Regions from separate parts of the Homo sapiens genome. Here region 1 is linked to region 2. Evidence: chromatin loops called from intact Hi-C (ENCODE). Cell type or tissue: GM12878. All regions are shown on one strand. Each heading gives the region's core, and the rest is flanking DNA. Links, peaks and the distances in the headings are about the cores only. Region 1 overlaps TNIK (TRAF2 and NCK interacting kinase). Region 2 overlaps TNIK (TRAF2 and NCK interacting kinase).

Region 1 (2,921 bases), core at 258-2,757, 90 kb before region 2:
CCACACAGAGGGAAAAGAAGGAAAACAGCTCCCAACAAGGAAAAAAAAAATAAGTACCCAATGGTCCTCTTCCCTCTTTTGAGCATGGCTGTTGTTTCGGGGTTTTTCCAAGCCTTGTTTTTTTTCATCAATTATTTTCTTTGATGCCTACTTCACTATGCATGGGAACAGAAAGCAAACTATTAGAAATTTTCACACTGCCAGAAGTTCAACAAATGAGTCTACAATTCCCAAGGCCCAGGGCCTAGAGAAATACCAGCTGAAATTAAAATAAGGAGAAAGAGAATCGATAAAGAGGTTAATTAGCTTATGTGGTACAGTCGAGGGAGGCAGAGCATTTTGCTGGGAAATAGCCAGGATGTCCCAATGGGGAGATGCAATCTTCTTAACCAAACGAGATGCCTGGGGAACTCTTTTCTCCAATACTTCATGAACACTAAAAAACAAAGCCACAGATACAAAGGACAGAGTGCTGGCCATGAAGAATCATGGGGAGCTACTTCATAAACACTTTAGGAAATACTGTTTTGCCCTCCAGCCAATTTCCTCTAAGCTTCAAGGTCAGAAAGAACTTTACAAAGGGTGACTAGCTGAGGAGTCATCCAATTTACTTCCTACTGACCCAAAAGAGAAGCCATTTATTACCACTGGCAGGAATGGATGAATTCTGACCATCCCCATTCTGACTTGGGAGTTTCTTTTTGACTGCAGTAGGGTATTTGAGTTTGAGGCCAGGGATCAAAATAAACTGAATGCTCACTCAGGACAGAAGAGTAACACTGGCCCCCCATGAAGAGAGTCCTCTGCACTTCCCCAGGGGTGAGTGTGTGACTGTATATTTTCAGTTTGGTATAAAAACATCAGGAGCAGAATAACTCACCTGCTGAGAGACAGGTCTACTTCCCTAGGTCTGAACATCCTTTCCATCTTTCTTTAAACTTAAAAAGCACCTATTAAGAACTGTTTACTCTGGTTTTAAAGTGGAACTGACATGACAAGCGGCTGCACAGAAACAGGCCGAGAGAGGAACAATGAAGTCATGAAGGAGGCAGCCCTGGGCCCATTTCATCTCAAAAGAAGACTGCTCACCACTGTATGCTACTCTGCCAAGGTCCTAGAGACTTAGAAGAAGCAAGGAACCATGCTGTAGAACCAGGGCAGGCGGTACTCTAGAACTGGGAATTCATTTTCCACAGGCTTAATGTAAAAAGAGGTTTAAATGATTCCATGTAACTGGCCATCATGGCAGCATGCAAATTTACTTAGCATTACAGGAGTCCAAATTTCAGCTCTAACCCTACCAGACATGTGACCCTGACACTTTAACCACTCTCAGCTTCAGTCACCTCATCTGAGAATAACATCTCCCCATCTCAGATAGGAACTGGGACAGAGTCTTTGTGAAATACAAAGCAGATGTTCATGACATAATAACTATTGCTGTTGCTGTAGACCTTGTTTGATAGTATTTATGCTCATCACAGCACTCTGTCCTTGTGATCTGGCTTCTCAGAATGGAAAACAACATTCTAACGTCAATAAAAGCATGAAGAACATGTCAGGTACTTGAGAACCCATGCCACTTTCAAAGCCTAGCTGGGGTTCCCACCAGCAACAAAGAGCCAAAAGCACTGTCCGCCAAGATCCCCTTCTCTTGGGACATCAACACCCCATTCATCTTTGCCATAAACTAAGCCACACTTGATGTGACTTTCTGGAGAGCAGGCTACTTTTTCATCCCAGCTCAGATTCTGATGGCATTACACTGCCCGTGGGGATGGAATTCCACACATGCGGACAGAGACACAGCTTCTCAAAATCCCTCAATATCAAACTGCTGTTGAGATTCTGATTTCATTGCTGATGAATCTCATTCCTGAGGTACAAGTCACAGAGCCTTTTATGGTTCCTGCATTTGGAGATTGTCCCTAGCCACTACAGACAAACACATCATCTTGTGCTTAGAGACTGGTGCTTTTGTCCCTCATCTTCATTTTTCCACCACAGTGATGATGGATGCCCTGCGATCTCATGAAGAATAATGACAGCAAAATGAAAAGCGTATGTGTCATCTCTGGGAAGACACGTGGGCAGTAAAATATAGCTGTACCAAGGCTTTGTGGCCATAACTCCTAATATCTCTGTGCAATTGGAAATGATTTTTAAAAACCTTTATGATTAATATTTTATCTAGAACTCCTACCACTGTGGAGGAATAGAACAAAGAAAATGCACATCACAAAGGGCCTTCAGCATCAATAAGTAAGAAATCTTTAAAGAGCTACACTATCTCACTAATGATTTCCCTACTGACCTGAATCAACTTTCAGAGAGAAAATGCAAGTAATAAAGGCCTAGGAGATGGGAGGATGACTCATTTGTTTCTTCTTCTAGCTGTTTTCTAATTCCCCTCACCTTTTTCCAATGCCCCATGTCAATCAAAGAAAGGAATGCCAACAGGCTCTCCTCACAACTGCCTGTAGCAACTACATAAGGAACCCACGAGACCAGTAAAGAAAAGCCAAGTCCAGACTCCTCTTGGTCAGGGTCAGCCAAGTTTCAACTTAAAATAGATAAAAAGGAAGCTCTTCCAAGTCAGGCCCAATTTAGGACTTCGCTCCATTTCTTCCAGGGACACCATGCCAGGACCTGCCCTCCTTCTGCCCACTCCACCTGGTTCCCATAATTTTTCTTCCTGTTCACTTGACCCTCTAAGAAACTCTGGAAGTGGGGTTTATCCTATTGGTGAAGTATCAGCTAAGACAATTCAATGATGATAATCTCATTATAATCCCAGTAACCAATTTAATTAATTTACTCCTTGGACTGCTCAGAAGTTCAGTCTCTCTCATGTACACACATAAAATAATCAGACACATGTGCGCGCACACACACGCAAACACGCCACTGAAATTTGACTT
Region 2 (2,921 bases), core at 310-2,809:
AAATGCCTTCAAGTCTCTACACTGATTTTATGATTTTTGAAGAAAAATCACTGAAGCTGTATTATGTAACCTTGTGCCCTATTAAAGATATGGTCCATAATTAAACATTTTCTGATGACTTGGATATGTAAGTATGATTCCTTATTTATTCATATACACCTTGCGCATGTCATCCTTGCACTGCACTCTACTTATTCTTTAAATTATTGAGCAGCCAGTCTTTGGTAGGTCTGTGCTAGTTACTGGGAATACTGTGGTAAGCAAAGTAGACAAGTCTCTGGCCTCATGGAGCTTATAGTCTGATAAATATATTATTCAACCAATGTGTATCACTATAATCTGAGTTTAGCACCCCACCAGAATGTGCCGGGGGTATGAAAGCCCAAACGGGGCCTGGGATCTTCTGGAGGATGAAGAACAGTTTTGTGAGAAAGTGACATGGAGTTAATAACAGGAGAAGAACATTCCAGGAGCAGGAATGTGCAAAGGTCTTGAGGCAGGAGGAAGCAAATTAGGTTTTCTGTGTAAAGAGAAAGCAGTATGTCTGGATCCCAGAGAGTGAGAAAGAACAGCACTAAGAAGAAGGTTGTGTTCAGATCATCCTGGGCCTTGTAGGCTAAGTTTACTCTTGATCACATGGGAAATCATTCAAAAGGTTTTAAACAGGAGAGAGACATGATCAAATAAGCATTTTAATATGACTTTACTGGCTGCACAGTAGGAATGTAGGGGCTGCAAGGATAACATCAAGGGACAGTCCTGCAGGCGTTCATATGAGAGATGTGCAATGCCTGTGCTAGGACAGTGGTGGCAGAGACAGAAAACAGAAGAGAGAAATCAGGAACCATTTAGGAAATAGGATCAGCTGGGCTTGGTGATGAAATTCAGGAGATGATGTCATGGGTGACTCCTAGTTGGTTCTTGGAGTTGTGATAATGCCCTTCACTCACTGGTTCATTTGCTGAAAAAAAAAAAAAAAGAAAAGAAAAATGACAAAACCCTAGCTCAGGCACCAAACACATAGAGCACACTCTCTTCTCTTTGACAGCCAAGCTAGTTCTAAGTAGCATCTAGATGCCTGGTATACAAGTCCTAAGTGCCTGCAGAGCTGGCCCTCAGCTGAGAAGTGCCTATCACACACACACACACACACACACACACACAAGTAAAGAGAAGCCAACAGGCTACATTAGATTCAGGATAAATGAGCTAGCCCAAATGACTTCTTCTATTTCAACTCCACTATCATTGCATTTAACTGGTCACACCTACAAAGCAATCAGCAAACTGGGTGACTCATTAGGATTTTCTTTTCAAGAGAGCAAAGAACCTAAATAAAGATCCTTGAATTTAGCGTACAATACCCAGGAGTCATCGGAGCAGCAGCAATTTGGGGGAACTTCAAGTGTGGTATTTCGGTTTGAGTGGGGAAGTTAGAAATCAGAACTGATCTCACAAACAAAAAGCTTTTATAATAGCCTGTCCTAGATAAGAGAGTAATGAGAGGACAAAAGGGGAAAGCCATCCCCCTCTTAATACCAAGGAAACCTAGGGAAGTGACTTCTTAAAAAGGAGGTAAAAGCAGCAGTTTTAGTCACTCATCAAGAGTGACTGTTCTTCCTCTTTGCTAGAAATAGCTAAGAGAGTGTAAATCACTCACTAGGCTCTAAGAAAAGAAGACTTACAAATGAGCTTGAAACCAAATAGTGCTGTGTAGATTCTTCTACCATCTTCTAAAGAATCTGCATGGACTTACTTATTCACTGTTAAGGTTGTCTGTGCATGGTAGCCACAGTGCTAGGATGATATCTATAGTTTGTTTTTGACAACAAGTAAATCCATTATAAACCCAATTTCTTCTCTTGAGCACAAGTTTAAAAGGAAAAAAAGAAAAGCTTTTCTACTTTAACATGCCTCATGCCTGTGCTTCCAAACCAGAGCACAAGTACTCCCTGGGGCACTCAGCTCTATGCCAAGTATTACAGCAGCAGGAAACCATAGATTTTGTTTAAGTCAACCTTTCTATAGTAATTTCATTAACATAATTTTAAACTGACGCAACAATGATTATCATGTGGCATAAAGAGAATCCATCTAAATTTTAAGGATATAACAGAAGATTCCAAATACATTTCATTTTTGTGGTTTCCACACCACCACCGAGTGAAGCCTTTAGATCTCTTGAAGAGGATGGGGTGGTTACAGGCCAACGAACGTATCCATTAGATGCAGACAGCACAGGACCTAGAGCCTACAGTACTTTTTGCAGTCAACAAAAAATTATTCTTATTTTAAAATTAGAAGATAAAAACTAATTCTTAGGCCAAAGAAAATGTTTTAACATATAATATTTGTCTTACACCAATGAGGTTATAAAGCCTAATTTTTAACTTTTTGTTGTTTTATTTTTCTTGGAGAAAGGGGCCCACGGAGGCAAAAATGGGGAGGGCCTACAACAGTCATACTACAGCACCGGGTAGTGCTTTCATTTGTGTTTGAGTCCCTCTCCTCTGCTATGCTGGTAAGCCTCAAACACAAATGAAAGTGTTATTTCTTAAAGTATAGTGGTCCAAATACCAACATGATTTAGTGAGACAAGGGCAAATATTTTAATTTAAAAAGTATGTACTATATTTTTAAATATAGCTGAAAATATTGAGTTTCTCATTTACGGTAGCAACGAATTTTCTTTTTGAAAAATTTAAGTAAATAAAATACTTTAATGAAAAATATTAAGCAAAAAGACTGCAAGTTCTAGGATGAACTTGGAAAAAAAAAAAGAGGTTGGTATTGCTGAATGGCTGAAAACTAGTGATATCCTAGAATCCTAGAAATACTAGGATTCAGACTCTCAGCTATAACACCCAAAAAAGTTTCCATATAGATCATCAACTACCTTCATCTCTCAAGAAAAACAGTAA

Evidence for each region. Hi-C counts contacts between places; a loop is a spot of excess contacts. Peaks named below come from ENCODE experiments on the same cell type or tissue, not always from the same donor. Only the 100,000 strongest peaks of a DNase experiment are listed, where the experiment ranks them.
Region 1: a loop joins it to region 2, with 2.8 times the contacts of the local background. A loop is called at or near these places in 3 of 110 quality-filtered maps.

What each region holds. Positions count from the first base shown.
Region 1 is chr3:171,256,060-171,258,980 of GRCh38, forward strand. The region is part of intron 2 of TNIK (TRAF2 and NCK interacting kinase); the gene reads right to left. Among named protein-coding and RNA genes, the nearest start is that of MIR569, 150 kb to the left of the region's middle. RefSeq lists an enhancer at 920-969. In GM12878, for the core only: no CTCF peak of the experiment used is centred there; a DNase peak (open chromatin) is centred at 1,352; H3K4me3 peaks cover 610 bases; H3K27ac peaks cover 2,500 bases.
Region 2 is chr3:171,346,258-171,349,178 of GRCh38, forward strand. The region is part of intron 2 of TNIK (TRAF2 and NCK interacting kinase); the gene reads right to left. Among named protein-coding and RNA genes, the nearest start is that of TNIK, 110 kb to the right of the region's middle. RefSeq lists an enhancer at 1,228-1,277. In GM12878, for the core only: no CTCF peak of the experiment used is centred there; a DNase peak (open chromatin) is centred at 1,454; H3K4me3 peaks cover 559 bases; H3K27ac peaks cover 2,500 bases.